Linked DNA regions of Homo sapiens: region 1 is linked to region 2. A link is a loop called in an ENCODE intact Hi-C map of the cell type or tissue named here. Cell type or tissue: mammary epithelial cell. All regions are shown on one strand. Each heading gives the region's core, and the rest is flanking DNA. Links, peaks and the distances in the headings are about the cores only.

What was found. A loop is a pair of places that touch in the nucleus more often than their neighbours do. Peaks named below come from ENCODE experiments on the same cell type or tissue, not always from the same donor. Only the 100,000 strongest peaks of a DNase experiment are listed, where the experiment ranks them.
Region 1: a loop joins it to region 2, with 11 times the contacts of the local background. A loop is called at or near these places in 9 of 110 quality-filtered maps.

The regions. Positions count from the first base shown.
Region 1 is chr1:87,783,652-87,792,045 of GRCh38, forward strand. No RefSeq gene overlaps it. Among named protein-coding and RNA genes, the nearest start is that of LINC01773, 120 kb to the right of the region's middle. In mammary epithelial cell, for the core only: a CTCF peak has its summit at 4,104; no DNase peak of the experiment used is centred there; H3K27me3 peaks cover 145 bases.
Region 2 is chr1:87,944,202-87,952,595 of GRCh38, forward strand. No RefSeq gene overlaps it. Among named protein-coding and RNA genes, the nearest start is that of LINC01773, 42 kb to the left of the region's middle. In mammary epithelial cell, for the core only: no CTCF peak of the experiment used is centred there; no DNase peak of the experiment used is centred there.

The DNA of each region.
Region 1 (8,394 bases), core at 2,209-7,208, 160 kb before region 2:
TCCTCCAGGTCATTATATACATGAACAGAGCCAAGACACTTTGACATTCGCTTTGGGTGATAATGTACTTGAAGGGATTGGAACACACCCATGGTAGGTCCTGTCCCCGACACATACACAGTGGTATGCCAAATACTAAAATAAAAGAAAAGAAAATGGGGGGGAGGGGGTCATGTTCAAAAGCACTAATTTAAAAGCTTTTTAATTTAAAAAAAAAGCCAAAATTTATCTATTTTAGCTCAGTGTCCCATCTGATCAAAGTCCAAGAACATGAACTGGGTCATAAAACAAGTAAAACACCCCAGAACGGGAGGATGAGAGGACTGGAGAAACACTGTCGGGAAACATGCGTGCACTGATATGGCTACAAAACCATCTTGCAGTTCCCAGCTCTGGTCCCTTCCTTCCATTCACTGGGGAGTTGGCCCTTCACCCCAAGCTTTTCCACACGGCACAAGAGCAGCTTCTACCCCGTCCTTGGCATTGTCCAACCTTCCGTTGCTCTGGCTTAGACTTGTCTTCAACCTCAACAAACCTGCTATGCCCTGCTTTTCTTACCATCTTCACTTTGTATTACATAGGTCTTCTGTGTAAGAAGGAAACGTTTATCTAGATGGTTCCAAACCAGGTTTGAAGGGGAAGAAGCAGGATCTTACTTATTTGAATAAATGTTGTCATCATGCAAGATCTTTTATGAAGACTATTCTCTTGGTACAGCTCTTAGTGATTTACTCCTTTCCCAAAGCCTTCTTTTGCTTTTAAAGCATCTATTGGGTTGACCTGTTTTGACTGCAATACTTTTAATAAGTGATCTATGAATGACTTAACTGCGTGGGTACTGCTTAAATTCATTAGAAAATCTGGAATTGAACTTCTGTCAATTTTTCTCTTCAAACTCTTGCTAAATGCGGCTAGCATCCTGATGTGAGAAAATGATGTGCACTTTTAAAATTGAAGTTCCCTGCAACAAATCTCTGTTGAACCAGGAATTCTACAAGCAATTGGAAGTGACACCTATTAAGCTTCTACTTACTTCATGTCAGACACTTTTACGTACCTCATCGTCTTATCTTCACCGAAACTCTTAGGGAGGTGTGTTCCCTACTTCATGGACAAGTAAACTATGGCTTAGAGTTGGGACTCAGACACAAGTCTATGCTATTTACGCTACACAATATGGGCGCCTAGTAAGGGGTGAATCTATTATCCAGAGTCTCTCTGGCTCTACAGCTTCTCCTCTTAACCCCTGCACTCTAATGGCTGCTTATTTAAGCTTCCTTGGTGGAGTCCCATCACCCACACCATGAGGTCCCTCCTTAATTTGGCTTCTGCCTGCCTCTCAAGCCTCATTGTGCACCATTTATCCAATTTAGAACCATGCCCCCAACTATGTGTCGTTTTCTCAACAGGAAGTGCTGCTTCATAGCTTTACAACATTTCTCTGTATCTACCCAGATCATTCCTATTCTTCAAGAGTCAGCTCATGTACTCATTCTGCCATGTTTACCCTGACCTCTACACCACCAGGCAGTTAGATAATTTCTTCATTGTGTTTCCATATTCACATATGTGCCTATACCACTTGCGAGCTATGACTCTTCCAGGTTTTCTTCCTACGGATAGCATCTCCAGGACCCAGCACAATGCCTGATGCATAGTAGGATCTCAGTAAGACTTTGTTGGCTGAATATATGATTCTGTAGCATAAAGATCGAAGTACTGACTCCAGCAACCTTTAAAGTTCAAAAGAGGGTTACTTCATACTGTTGTTCATTTACTTACATTTCTCATTCTTCCCAATCCTGTTTTCCTATTTTGTCAGTTCTGGCTTTGTCATAAGCCTGTAACCCCAGTTAATGCTGTTCTCATTATTTTTGTTTCTGTAGCTTAACTATACTTTCTGACATGCTTCCATCATACTTTGGGCTCCCTTTCCAGTTTCCCTGATATTGCCGTTTCAGTTCTTCATTCTTAGTTTCACTGTACATGTGAACTCCCAACACTGGTGTGGCAACAATTTTAAATGCCCTCCCTAACTCCTCAGTTTTAACAATGCCAGCAAAAACTAATCTAATAGAAAGGGGGAAAAAATGGCTCTTCATGCATATGATTTGCAGCAAGAGATATAAGAAAAGCCCTTCCCAGCTGGAAACAAATGTTCCCAGCTTTGGGCCCCTCACCTTGTGGCCCCAGGTGAACAGTGAACTCTTGGTGAGCAATCAGGCCTTGTAGTCTCGTAAGTATGGGAGAGCATCACTGCCCATCTCATCTCCTTCCTGGCAGATAAAACATTCTTTTGCTTCTAATTAAAAAGATTAATAAAGGAATAGAACACATCAGGCGCACATCAATCATTGCCCATGTGGTTCTTATTACTGTAATTAAAAGTTATCTTTCCCAAATTTCGGGATAAAAGTGCCATGATCTGCAATTGAAAACACATTGTAAGTTTTACATTTGCCAACTTCATTTGTTTTTCCTCTTTACAAGAAGAATGGCAAAGCAATACTCTTATGGCTGATATGTTTAGAGGTGTCCTTAATAGCAGTCTATCTGAAAAATGCACTTCTTTATTTCTTGAAACACCCTGAAAGAAGGTGCATTTCCCTTTTGTATTCAAAATGTATGATTGCTTATTTTTATAATTCCTATGCCTGTCTTTTCTTTTTGTTCAGCTGTCAGTGCCCTTGAAAATTCTGATATGAAAGGCATTTTTAATGACAAGTTAAAAATTTACTAAAGGCTCCACTATCATGCTTGGGCTAGAACAAGACAAACTTAATGCTTAAAGAATTTCTGTCTCCCAGAATGCATCAGCTTCCCCGAAATGGAACAAAGCACCAAGCCCCTTGATTCACCTGGAAATGTGTGTGATTCTGGGGACACTGAATCCTTTTATACAATCTGAAGGAGTGAAGTCAACCCTGGGTCAATTTCTGGGGGATTAGCAATGCAATTTCACTGCAATCAAATTTCATTAAGAACTGACAGGTCAACCAGGCACCATGGGCTTATGAGTTTATTAGGCTGCAGCCAGGGTGGGAATGGCTGGAGACATAGAAGGCGGTTCAGAAAGTTCATAGCTCTCTTTCTCTTTCTGGGTATGAGGTCTCCAGGCAAGAATGATTCTCCTAGGAGGCCAATTGATTCTTAAGGTTTCTGGCTTTTTCTACACCAGTTTATATCCCTCTCCCTTCTTTGAATCTACAGTTCTTACTGGTATTCCTTCTCTCTCTGGCTCTTTGTACTTCCTGGTTGCTGGAAGCCTTGCTGGTTGAAATGCATGAACATTGCCTTTCCCAAGGCTCTCGGCCTTCTGACTCAAGGCTCTATCTTCTCTCTGTTTCTCTTATCTGTGTCAAAGCAGGGGGCTTGTAACAGTCTTTGCACATCTTGCATCTGCACAGTTCAAAGCAGAAGTCTGCAGCCTCAGTGTTTTTTCTTATCTACTAGGCTTCCCTGTGCAAACAAGGGCCTCAGCAGCTTCATCTACATGGCTCCTGCACAGCCCAACTTAGCACACATTGAGATGGGGTGACCGCCTGTAAAATTCTAGTTTCTTCTATGAAAAAGTGCATACAACTCCAATTTGCACAAATCTGAATCTGCTACATAAAAACCTGACGTTTTACTATAGGATGGAGGGACGGGGATGGTAACAAAACAATTAACATGAATAAATGACTGAATGAATAAAAAAAAAAAACTCATGTTTTTAGCTTATTGACACAGAGCACCCCAGGGGCCTTTGCATAAGACCAAAGTCCTTGTCCTCAAGGACTTAATCACCTATTCCAATAAGCCATTCAAATTTGTGTAGAGCCACATTCCCAGATTGAAATACTTCCTTTCCTAAAATCATATTATTTCAATCATTCACGTGGCACTAAGTGCAGTGCTCTTTGTATCTTAGCGTTTTGTATTCATTCTTTCTCACCTAGGTTGTGTGTCTTTGGAGGCAGGGAGATCTGCCTTTTTTCTCTTTGGTTCCCAGCACCTTTCACAGTGTTCTCACATTGCAAATGCTCAAAGAATGTTCACAAGGATGATGACTTTTAGTGATTCCCACAGTGGGTAAAGTCAGAACATTACAGAGTTAGCCCAGCAGGTGGAAAGCATGCACATGGAAATGCCTGTAGTTATGGATAATTAATACCCTTCTGCCATGCCTGTCTGTGTCAGAGGCTGTCATCTTGGCCTCCCCTGGATTTCTCGCAAGCTGATCGTCTGTGCTCAGAGCCTCCCTTGCCTACACCAATGTACTGAGGCAATGGGGCAAAGTATGGAGTCAGAATTTCTTTCCCTGAGAAAGGATCTCAGTTTATCTAATCAGTGCTTAGAAAAGTGCAACGGAGGAAGCAGCCAGTTAGCTGCACTTGCGGGATGGAATCTTAAAAAACCAAATTAGCATATTCATAGGAGCAGGTAACCTCTGCAGCTTTATGAAGAGAATGGAGCCTGGCCTGGGTACTAGCCCCTCTGCCAAACCCACAGGACATGGACCTAACCTCAGATGGAAAGCCAAACAGAGAGATGGAGGTCAACATTTTTTCAGCTCAGAACTAGAGTTTCCTAGTTTGGGTCCAGGGCTATAGAGAAGGACTACATATTGAATCCAGAGGCAGAGACCAAATATGCAGAAAAAGATTTTTAAAAACGGAAGAGACTCTATAATGCCAATACTTTAAATGCTCAGAGTATATTCTCCAAAGCAGTCAGTTTTTGTTATCTTGTCACCTGCTGTTTTGTTATCTTGTCATACCCCTATAGTTCTTTACTGAGGAACTTGCCTATATTGCAAGTTAAATTTTCCAAGGGAGAGCCATACATTTCAAATATTCTAGGTCTGCAAATATTTTCAATGAAATCAAATGAAAACATATCATTTGAGACCACAGATATTTTCCACATTTTTCTTTGTTCCTCTTGGATACTTTTCTAACTTATGTTTGGTTTCATCACTTTTTAAGACAAGAAAACATATCAGTGGGACAGTTAGAGCACCAGCCCAACAGAACACTCAGAAACAAGCAACAGAAGCACATTGTTTAGGCTGCAGATCCTTTTTTTACTTTTCCATATGTTGGTCTACATGGAGCTAGTGATAAGGCAGAGTGTCTGTCACCCCGACAGCTAGTCTGGAGGCTCTTGTAGGAAAAAAAAAATACAGCACAACACATTGGTTGGAAATGGAAATGGACGTTTGGATGAAATGTTTTGTAGGTAAGAGGCTTGCTTTCCAACTAGTCTGCAAAATCCTTGAGACAGAGCCATGTACCTATCATCCATAATGCATGGCTTATTTTTAGTATACATTTACATACAAAGTTGATTTGAAGTCCTCGATGAACACTTCTTTCCAAAAAAAGTTTACTGGCTGTTGCAGAGATACAATCTCCATTTAAACGGCATCCTTCGTGCTTTGCCTTGGTGGCTGGCCATGCATTTTAAAGACAGTTTCTCCTACCCTGTTTGAATAAGGAGTCCCACCCCCAAAACCCAAGAGCAACTTAGCGATGCTTCATCCTGTGTCATGTTTGGCCAGGGCTACAGTTCCTTTTATCCCTTTCACTCTTTGATTATCAGGTAAGTGACACTTACACCTATGCATAACTTTCAATGTTGTATATTAAGGGCATTGTTTTCTCAGATACATATTGAAGACATGCTGTAATTCAAGATTAATAGAAGGTAACACAGATAGCAGAGGCCAAAGAGATGGGAACTTTAAATGGACCTGCAAGAAACTCCTCCTCCTCAAATGACAGCAATAAGTAAGGAAGATGAGTAATTATTGCTCTATTACCATAACCTGCCATGTTGTGGAAATGAGTTTAGTTCTAAAGTAATACTAGTAGGCTGTGGGATTCCACTCAATTTGTAGAAGTCCTGTAAAATCTAGATTTACATTCCTAATGGGTCCCAGGAACACACGAGAAATTCAACAGTAAGCCAAAACTGCTCTTGGAGAGGCCAGAGAATTCCCAGCCAGCCTGAATACACACTGACTATGTGATGGTGAGATCTTTGCCTAGAAATCTTCCCACACCTGCTCTGACCTTCTCAAGAGTGACTTTCCAGAGCTAAGACTGGCATAGACTGGCTTTGAAGGTTTGTGAGAAATAGGGAGCAGTGTTTCATATAGTCATACCTCATCTTTGCCATCTAAAACAGCTGCTGAACTATTGAGCCAAGGTTTAGAGAAATGGATGGGATGAGCTACCTAGAGTTTAGTACTTGAATAAATGTTACAAAATCTATATGGTGAATACCGCTAAGTCTTCAGATATTTGAGGTATCTTTTCTAAACTTTACAATAGCCCTGAATTTGGTTTTAAGTTAGAACAAGAAAGCCACATAGGAACAATATTTCTTTTAAATTACTCCATGCTATGAGATTACATGGGGAGCAGATGAAGGCAGAATAATAGAGTTCAAAATATTGTATTTCAAGAACAAGAAATAGTGTTTAGCAGGACTTCTGAACATTTTGAACATGTCTAAAAGCAAAAAACAAGAGCCTAACCTAAACATTAAACATTAGGAGAAGGTTATTTATTCAGATCTCTGTTTCATGTTACACAAATAAATAATAAACAAGGGTGCTGGGTTTTCAAATAGGATGCATTCTGCATTACGAATTTAGATGCAAATGTGGTGTGATGATCATCAGTGTTTATCATTTTACCATCATGATATAGGCTATAGCTTGTAGGCAAACTGCCTTAGAAAAATGGGCTTCTCCAGCTTCTCCTGCTCCCCAAGAGGAACCACAGAAGCAAACTAAGCTTTTTCTTCAGTTTTCTAGACAGACCATCAATAATAGAGTGTAGAACAGTGAAGGGCCCCCAAAGCAAACTCACTGTGGCCTGGGTAATGTGAACCCTCATCATTTTGATGATGCCGTTTTGAGAGAGATTTGTTATGCTGCCTATGTTTCATTTCCAACTGATCTGCTGTGACCCATTTGAACTGACCAGGGACAATAGCCAGCACCTGAAATACAAGCATCTCACTTCATTCACTGAAATAGGGCCCTCAAGAGCCAGAAATTCTACTGGTTTCATTGCTTACTGGCTTGTAGTGCAGGTTGGGTAATGTAGAAGTAGACTAATGCTAAGGAAACTGGTAGCTGGATTAGTTAACATTATTCTCCTCCTTCCTCTTCTCTTTTCTTCTGCAATTCCTTGAAAAAGCTTTTTTAATGGCTCAGACAAACCATAATTGAGCATGGTACTAAATGCTTCAACATGCATCACAGACTTAATCATTGCAGAGGCCCTGTGTGGTTAAGCATTTTATAAATAAAAAACAAACAAACAGTAGCATCGACAGGTTAAGTAATTTGCCTGAGGTTGCACAGCTCATGAATAAACCCCAAGCCCATATAAATCAAAAGGTGTTAACCACTATGCTGTAACTGATTTTTACGAGCCACACTGGCTTCAATTGCCAAATTTCTGAAGAACATATCCCTTCATTCCCACTCCAGCTTATCTATCTTCATAACACCTCCTGTACATCACTTTTATCTTCTTCTTATATGACTTTTTAAAAATTACATTTGGGTTGCTTTCAGAATTATTCCTGATGTTTTGTTTGGGCAATATCTCCCGCCACTTCTAGGGAAACTGACAGAAAAGTGTTCAGTCAGCAGAGGCCAGTTCTTTATCCCTAGGAGCTTGTCTATAATTTTGCATTATAATTTTGAATTATGTTCTCAAAGTGGCACCTTTAATTCTATTTTGGGCCTCCAAAGAGCCAGATGCACCTTGACTATGGAAAGCAACTGCTCAAAAAGTCATAGAGGGATAGACAATGGCAGGTGGAGAATACATCATGCTGCCTCTGAAATTGAGGGTCCACAAAAGGAACATAAAAGACAAAACAGGAATGAAGTGGAGGTCAAAAAGTACTAAACTCTCTTAAGTAGGAATGAGGAAGAGAAAAATAGTCATAACAAAAGAGATATAAAACAGAAAAAGTCCGTACTGAAGATCAAAAACTAATGAAAAGAACAAGGTAAGATTCCTTCAACAAATTTGCATTGAGCACCTACTGTCTTCTAGAACTGGAATATAGAAATAAACAAGAGAGGCAAACTCCTTGTCCTCCTGTGGAGTCTATAGTTTATTGGGAAAAATAGATATGGACCAATTGTCTGTAAAGCTTGAAGAGTGTTTAGGGTGTTTTTAAGCTCTGCGAAGCACTTTAGTTGCTGAAAACTGAAGGGCTAGCACAACTTGTCTAGGAAAAGATTAGTAGAATAAAGAAGTAAAACTAATGCATGAAAAATGTCAAAGAAAAGTCTTAACAATGTTCTTTATCTCCTTATGTTTTGACTAGCCTAGTTCAGTAGGAAGTTCATGTTTCCACCATATTTCATTGCTCTGT
Region 2 (8,394 bases), core at 2,007-7,006:
GATATCAGTTAGTAAAAGATCTCACAGATTATAAAGTACCAGTGTTTTTCAAAGATTGTTGCACATCAGGAACAGGGCCAGGGAGGAGCAATTGATATCCCTGTTTCTACCATATCTTGTTTATTTCATGGTTATGCCTATTTGGAGTTCAATTGGATAACCTTCAATATAATTATTTGTTCTAGGGAAACCTGTGTGTCCCAGGGTGCTGACTGATGTGCATTATCAGAAACTTCTATTTTAGGAGACAAAGGCATTTTTTTAAACACATCTGAAGCTCTGAAGCTGTGAATATATCTTTGCAATTTAAATTCTCAAGGAGAATGAAACATGGGTACACAGACTCAAATCAATAGTCATCTTTCTTCCATTAGAGAATTTTTAGAGTCTTTCATAGGATTCCATTTCTTATTATTAGCCCACTCCTAAAGTTACTTTCGGTCTGACTTGGTATTTGTCAAACTGCAGATCATGACCTGTTGGTAGCCTATGAAATCAATTTAATGGTTATAGGCAGTATTTTAAAAAATGAAATAGAAGAAAGAGAAAGTATCCAAGTGGGTTGTATATTGCACAGGTATTACTTTAAGAAGCTTTTGTCCCAGCCATAAACACATGTGCTTGTCTACTGGGTCACAAAAGAAGATATTTTTCTTAACGTAGGTCACTATCAAAAAAAGAAGTTTCAAACACACTGGTCTATTGAATTCAGAAAAAAAGCTAGTGTCTTTATTCTTTTATAAGCTGGACTTATTCAAGTCTTAGCTTGATTTCAGGATGAGGAGATGCTACCCAGATTTGATGCAGGTTGTACCTGCTTCAATTTAAGTATTCCCTAAAAGGTTTCTAAAAGCTACATTGCATGGAGAAGGGGTGAATGTAGAACCAGCACTACCCAGCAGCTATTCACTACAAGAACCCTGAACTGATGGCTCCTCTAAGAGGGTTGAGGGATTTTCAGAGCAATAGCTAAGAATAGGACTTCTTCTATAGCACATATGGGGGATGTACCACGTGCTGGGCGCTTGCTTTACATGTTTATCTATTTACTAAACACTTATATAGCACTCACAATGTGCCAAGCCCTGTTCTCAGTGCTTTACATGCATTCATTCATGTATCCAATGAGGCAGGTACTATTGGTAGTACCATTACAAAGAGGAAGAAATTAAAACATTGAGTAGCTGGAAAAACAAAGAGAATGTTCTCAACAATATGTTCTGCTGCTTTGGTGTTTCTCCATAGTTCCCATCACAGTATGGGTGATTTATTATCAATTCTAGTTCAATGTCCATCCCCAGGTCAAGGCTCTGTGTGTGTGTGTGTGTGTGTGTGTGTGTGTGTGTGTAAGAGAAAGAGAGAGAGACAGAGACAGAGGGAGAAAGTATGTGTCCAACACATGCATTCATGGGTGGGAGTGGTAGGAAAAACTACCTGTAAGAATCCTGCCAACACAATCGTAGAAGGAAGCCAATTTGTAGCAGAATGCCAAAAAGCAGTGGCTTCCTACACTTACCCTGGTACTTGTACCCCTTTTGTATATTCCAGTTATAATAATAACAATAAAACAGTGGGCCATAATCCCTCATTTGCATACACGAGTATCAGGGTAAGATTGGAAAGAAATCCTCTGCCATGGGGCAAACGTTTGAAATAATTGGGCTGGAGAGTAGAAAGGAAAGTGAAAAGGTGATTTGGAGAGAGAGGGCTCATATATTTACTGGATTTCTTTCTTTCTCTTTTTTTTCTTAAGACAGTTTCACTCTGTCACCCAGGCTAGAGTGTAGTGGTGCTATCTCGGCTCACGGCAACCTCCGCCTCCCAGGTTCTAGCAATTCTCCTGCCTCAGCCTACTCAGTAGCTGGTACTATAGGCATGTGCCACCACACCTGGCTAATTTTTGTATTTTTAGTAGAGATGGAGTTTCACCATGCTGGCCAGGCTGGTCTCGAACTCCTGACCTCAAGCGATCCACCTGCCTTGGCCTCCCAAAGTGCTGGAATTACAGGCACAAGCCACCGTGCCTGGCCTGCTTACTAGATTTTTATGAGGCCATGTCACAAGGAAGGGAGGAAGAACAAAGCCTTATGATTTGGGCACAAAGGGCTCCCAAGGTTTGTGAAGACATTTAAGCATGTTCCACAATCAGAAAACAAAGAAGACAGAAGATAAAAGCACCCTAGGCTAAGAGGAGGAAGAAATTTGGGAAAAAGAATGACAATTAGAATGATCGGTGTTTATAAGAGGGATATTATCTATTTATTTTTTCATGTGAAAGTGTTACATCGTGTCTTTCAGAAAAGGCACCAGTGTACCTAGGCATCATTTGCAAATACATTTCAAGAGAAGAAGAAAAACCTCAGGTGCAAAAGGACTGAAATTTTTCCTTGGGTTGGAGTAGATTATAGTGATATTTTGATCCTATGGGGAAACAAAAGAGAATACCCAGAGCCCCCAAATTCCAATAAATAAGTTAGTAAAAGTTGGTCATTGTTTCCATATGTTCTTTCCTGCCTATCATGGAATTTTAAAATATGACAGGTTAGACCTCAACCCTATGTATGAGAAGGGCTGTGAGGAGCTGAGTCTCTGTGATAACTTATCACTCCTGCATAGTATGATCAACTGGCTGTATTTCAAGAAAGCTTTCTAAGTAACCCTGGCTGGCAGTGATTTGTTCTTTTTCTGACTCCTTTTATATTAATTTGTTTCACTTGTGATTTTTTTACACACTATTTAAGTTTATTTGTTATCATTTTTTATCATCGTTATTAGGGGGAAAGCTCCTTGAAGGCAGGGACTATATTATTTGCTTTGCAGTATCTGCAGCAGAGAATTAGGTCCTATACATATCAAACCTTCAATAAATGTTTATGGATCAGCTAAAATAAAAAAACTTCACAAAGTTTCAGACAAGAAGACTTTGTGTAACCCTGGAGCTACCACTTCCATTGCTTTCTGGGATTTTATATTACTTTTAAAGCTTTCTGAGAATTTATTTGAATTTTATCTCAGTCTTTGGGGGTATTGGTAGGAAACCACCTCCCTACAACTCCAATCAAGAGCTACCATGGATAATTTAAACACATATGGAAAATGGTTGTCACAAACACATAATTCACTCTAACATGGAACCATCCTTTATACTCAAAATACAGGTGGAGGTGATGGGCCTCTCAAAGGCAGTCTGCCTGTTTCTTTGCAAGTGCCATGCACAACTTTCCTGGCATTCAGGCCAACCTCTCAGAGGTGTGATTACCGGAGGCTACCAGGTCCACAGGTTGCCATACTCCTAGGCATGGTAGGAAACAAAGGTTGTCTACTCAGCTCCTATGCTTAGATAGTGAATAAAGACATAGATCTTATTCTATGGTGGTTTCCTACCAATATCCCCAAAGACTGAGATAAAATTCAAATAAATTCTCAGAAAGCTTTAAAAGTAATATAAAATCCCAGAAAGCAATGGTAGTGGTAGGTCCATGGGTACATGAAGTCTTCTTGTCTGAAACTTTTGAAGTTTTTTATTTTAGCTGAACAATAAACATTTATTGAAGGTTTACTATGTATAGGACCTAATTCTCTGCTGCAGATCCTGCAAAGCAAATAATATAGTCCCTGCCTTCAAGGAGTTTCTCCCTAACAAGGATGATAAAAAATGATAACAAATAAACTTAAATAGTGAGTAAAAAGAATCATAAGTGAAACAACCAAATATAAAAGGAGTCAGAAAAAAATAAGAGGTCTTGAGAGGTGTGAAAAAGAATAATGGTCCTAAGAGGTGTGACATTTCCACACAAGTCAGCCATCTGTATTTAAGATAGTGCTGGCTGAAGGTGAACATCAGTATAGACTGTGCAAACTACTTTGTTACTTACAGGTAACAAGGTAAATTAGGAGATAGTGCAGAGAAATGTCATCTGTTCCCCATTTAGTACTTCTTCATACATAATGTTCTAGTATGAAATGTCAGCTTTATCTTCTACAGGTTTTGTGTGTGTGGATAATTTATGAAGTTATCCAGTTTATAAAGAAGGAGTAGGTTCTGGAGCCCCACCCTGGTTTTGTTGCTAAAATCACCAGAATAATGACATTAATAGGGTGGCAGAGAGGAAAGGAAGAGGGTGAAGGGAGAGAGAAGAGCTCAAAACTGCATGTACAGTTAGGATCCTAGAAACTCTCTTCTACACACACAATCTTCATGTGGCTTGTAAGGATCTTTAAGAATATCCTACATCCATTCCTTCTCAGGCAGCATGGATCGGCTTCTAGTTCTGCCAGTTTTCTTCCTTTGGATTTTGTTGAGAACAACCTGAGACCTAGTGTGCCAGATGCCAGACCTGTGCTTTTCTCACCAAGTGCAGGGGTTAACAAAGCTCTCTGTGACTTCATGAACCTTAAAGCTATCCTTCTGCCCCTTCTAGCTCCAAGTTTTTTACTGTGTAGCTCACTTGCCTATTAATCTTTTGCATAGTTCTTGATACAAGGTTAGTTCACTTGTTCTTTTATTTATTCAACAATTGTTTTTATTGAGCATCTATTTTGTAAGCATCATTGTATTAGGTGCTGGTGACTCAAAAGTAAACAAAATGCATTTGCTACTCTCAAGATGCCCCAGGAAGACAAAGACATAAGTAAATAATTTTAGCATTATCTCAGTAGGTTACTATGGGAATGCATAGAAGAGGCATTTAACCTTTCGTCTGGGGAGGAGGTAGTCAGGGAAGGATTCCAGGGGAAGTGATGCTTGGGCAGTGGAAGATGATTAAGATTAAGCTTGGGGATTGGTAAGAAGAAGCAAAAGGAAGAGGAGGCAGGAGGGAATACCCAAAAGCTTCTGCAAAAGCTTAGAATGGAAGAAAAGCACAGGTAATCTGGGGAATTGCAAGTAGTTGAATATGGCGGGAGTGACACGTGTAAGATAGAGTACTAGACATAAACTAGTAATGAAGAGCATTTGAAGTCATATCAAGGAGTCTGGACTTTATCCTGAGGGCCACAGGGAACCATTAAAGGGTTTTAAGTGGGGGGACTGATTAATCTGATTTGCATTTTATAAGAATCTCTCCAGTTGTAGTGTGGGGAGCAGATTGGAACCAGACAAGAGACTGGCTAGATGGCCATCACAGTAATCCAGAGGAGAATGTTGAGGGCCTGGCCCAAGGGGGTAGTGAGGGATGGCAAAAAATGGTGAGATACGTCAGGCTCTCTGGTGCTGACTGGATGTGCAATGCAAGGCAGAGCCACAAAGGATGACCCCTGGGTTCTGATGAGGGCTTCCTGCCAGCTCCCTTGTATGCTGAGAGACGGAGACCTGTAACTATCAGATAAAATTCTATCTTTCCTTTTCCTCTCATTACTGTATTAATTTTAAATTTTTTGTTTAAATGAAAACAAACCAGTTCTTCAGACTGGTTAAACCCTTGGCTGTGGTATTCTTTCTAACTTTGGAAACTAATAATTGCACAAAAAGATGAGAGAGACCAGGAAAAAAGTTTGAAAAGAATACTATTAATTTTTCTGAGGTGGGGAGGAAACCTATGCCATATGCAGAAAGTTTCCAATTAGGTTAATGTACCTTAAACTGTATTAGTAATTAAGTGCTTTGGGTATTAAAATACCTAATCTAGCTTCAGGCTGTTTTTAATAAATCCTTTGACATTTTCCTAACTGAGGGGTAGAGATAGAGCAGAGGAGGCCTCGCCTGGGATTATAGAGCTGTTGGCTCTATTCCCTAGCTTTTAGCAGCTTACTGCGTGACCTTGGTAGAGTTGCTTTAGGTCCCTAGCCTTTAGTTGCCCTATCTGTGAAATGGCAAAAATAAGAAGATGGCAACATGACTGGTGATAAAAATAAGTCCTCCTACGCAGTGCTTAGAACTCAGTAAAGGAGTTGGTTTTTAGTGTTTTCTTTTTTCTTTAAATTCTACTTAGAGACATTAGCCTGCAAGTTAACAGAATACCTACTATTTCTGGCACACGCACGCACACACACACACACACATTTATATTCACATGACTATATACATTGGCTTATTTATTTATTTATTGTAACATAGGCAATCCAGGACATTCATACAAGATGCATGGAGCTCTGGCAACTCCACCAAGTTATCAAGAACCCAAGATTCTTCTGTAGTTCCACTCTAATATCCTTAGCCTTTGCTTATTGCCAGATAGCAGCTGTACCTTCAAGCATCATATACACTGAGCAGGAAGAAAGTAAGAAGGGTTGGTGCCAGCCTCATGTATCCTGTTTGTCAAAAAGAAAGCCACTTTCCCAGAAGCAGTACCATGTCTGCATGAGTCCCTCATGGACAGAACTGCACCCCACTGGTCGAGCCAAAGAAGGCTGGCAACGGGAGTAGAAAAACATTGTGGAACTTTTCCTGTCTCCACGGTGAAAGGGGCAAGAAAGAAAGGGGCTGGGGAGGGTGCCAAGTGAGAAAATCAACAGCAGCTGTCACACCTGCTAAACAGAGCACCATCCAGAAGTGGGAGAGTGAATCACTTTTCTAGAAGCAAAGTATTGAAGGTTACACTGGAACTGAAATTTTGGGAGGACAGCCTTCACTTGGGAGTTTGCTTGAATTTTGGTGGAATCTTTGGGTAATTATTCTGATTCAAATTTGTGAAAATTTGGACCATGCCCAAAGATGAATTAGAAGGAAATTTGATTACTTTATCTAGAAGGTGGACCTGACTTTGATTAAAAAGCCCATGTTTGGCCAAGCACGGTGGCTCACACCTATAATCCCAGCACTTTGGGAGGCCAAGAGGGGCAGATCAGGAGGTCGGGAGATCAAGACCAGCCTGGCTAGCATGGTTAAACCTCGTCTCTACTAAAAATACAAAAATTAGCCAGGCGTGGTGGCACTCACCTGTAGTCCCAGCTACTTGGGAGTCTGAGGCAGGAGAATCGCTTGAACCCGGGAGGCAGAGGATACAGTGAGCCGAGATGGCACCACTGCACTCCAGCCTGAGCCACAGAGCGAGACTCTGTCTCAAAAAAAGAAAAAAGCCCATGCTTGAAGGGGCAAGAGAGAGAGATATATCTACAAAAATGGAAGAAGAGCCAGTTCTTAAAGAAGTCTAGTTTATCTGTGTCCCTTCAGACTTAGTTATTGTGGGGTGTAAAGCAAAGATGCTAAGCCAGGAAAGAAAAATCGAATGACATATTTGTATGGTACCCTTGAAATAATTACTGACCCAGCATTTTGGGAAACAGGAATACAAGGTCAATACAACGGAATGTGTTCCCAATTCCCATATTGGGTGGTCCCTCAAAGGTATCTTGCTCTTCTACAGCTTCCCTGGAGAGATCTTTCCACTGCTTAAGACAAAACAGTAGGGAGTGTGCCTGTGTGTTTTCTCCATCAAATTTGAATAAGGTCTCAATTTTCCTTTTCAGATTATCATTTAACAAGGTTTATTGTTCATGCTTATGTGCCTCAGGCAGCCTATTAGGATGCTAGGGAAAACTGCCCATTTATTATTTTTGTTTAAGCCTGAAAACAAAACATGTAAAACTGTAGTTTCTATTCTTGGAGAGGAGGAATGGCTCCCAGGTCTGACCACCCACCCGCCTCATCCCTTAGACTCTGATCCCCACACTGGGCTGCACTGGGAAGGCTCTCAAACTCCAGGCTACCTTTCCTTTGAGCCTGGACCATTATGTAAGCCTCTGTAGTCACTAGGACTCAAAGAAAAAAATCTGTTTTAAAAACTCGGCTTCCTTAGTAAGATTGTCACTTCCCCTTGTCTCAGATGAATTGTTTTCCCAGAGAGGGGAGTGTGTGTGTTTTCAAATGTTCCAATCTGACTCAGGATGCCAGCTAGATTCAGCAGAGAAGGGGTGGAGCATGTAACTCTCACACAGGAGAGTAAGGCAGGGGCACTCCGGCAGAGCTCATTGAGGAGAAGCAGACTTCTTAGCTGGTGTAAGCGAACTGGCAACTCAATTTCAAGGACACAGGAGAATCACCAGGGAGGCTCCAACTACAGAGCGAAGCCTTGTCTGTGTATTTTTGCATGCATCTGTGCCACTACTAATCTGTCTGCTTCCATTGCAATAGCCCAGTTCTTCTATTAGATTGAGTGCAACCAGGAGAAGAGAAGCAAACTCACACACTATTAGGACATATTTGTGAACAATAGAGTAAGTAAAATTAAGGTTAATAAGCTCTGAATATATTTCCACATCACACTGCTAGCACTTGCTCTAGTGACTCAAACCTATATATCTCATACTCTGAAAATCCATCAGAGAGACACCAGGATGCCCCCTCACAAAGTTCACATATCAACTATCCAAGAGATTCATCAACTCATGGCAACACTTTAGAAGCCCATAGCATCATGGTTGTCAAAATCTGTTTAAGGTGAATAGTTCTGGGTT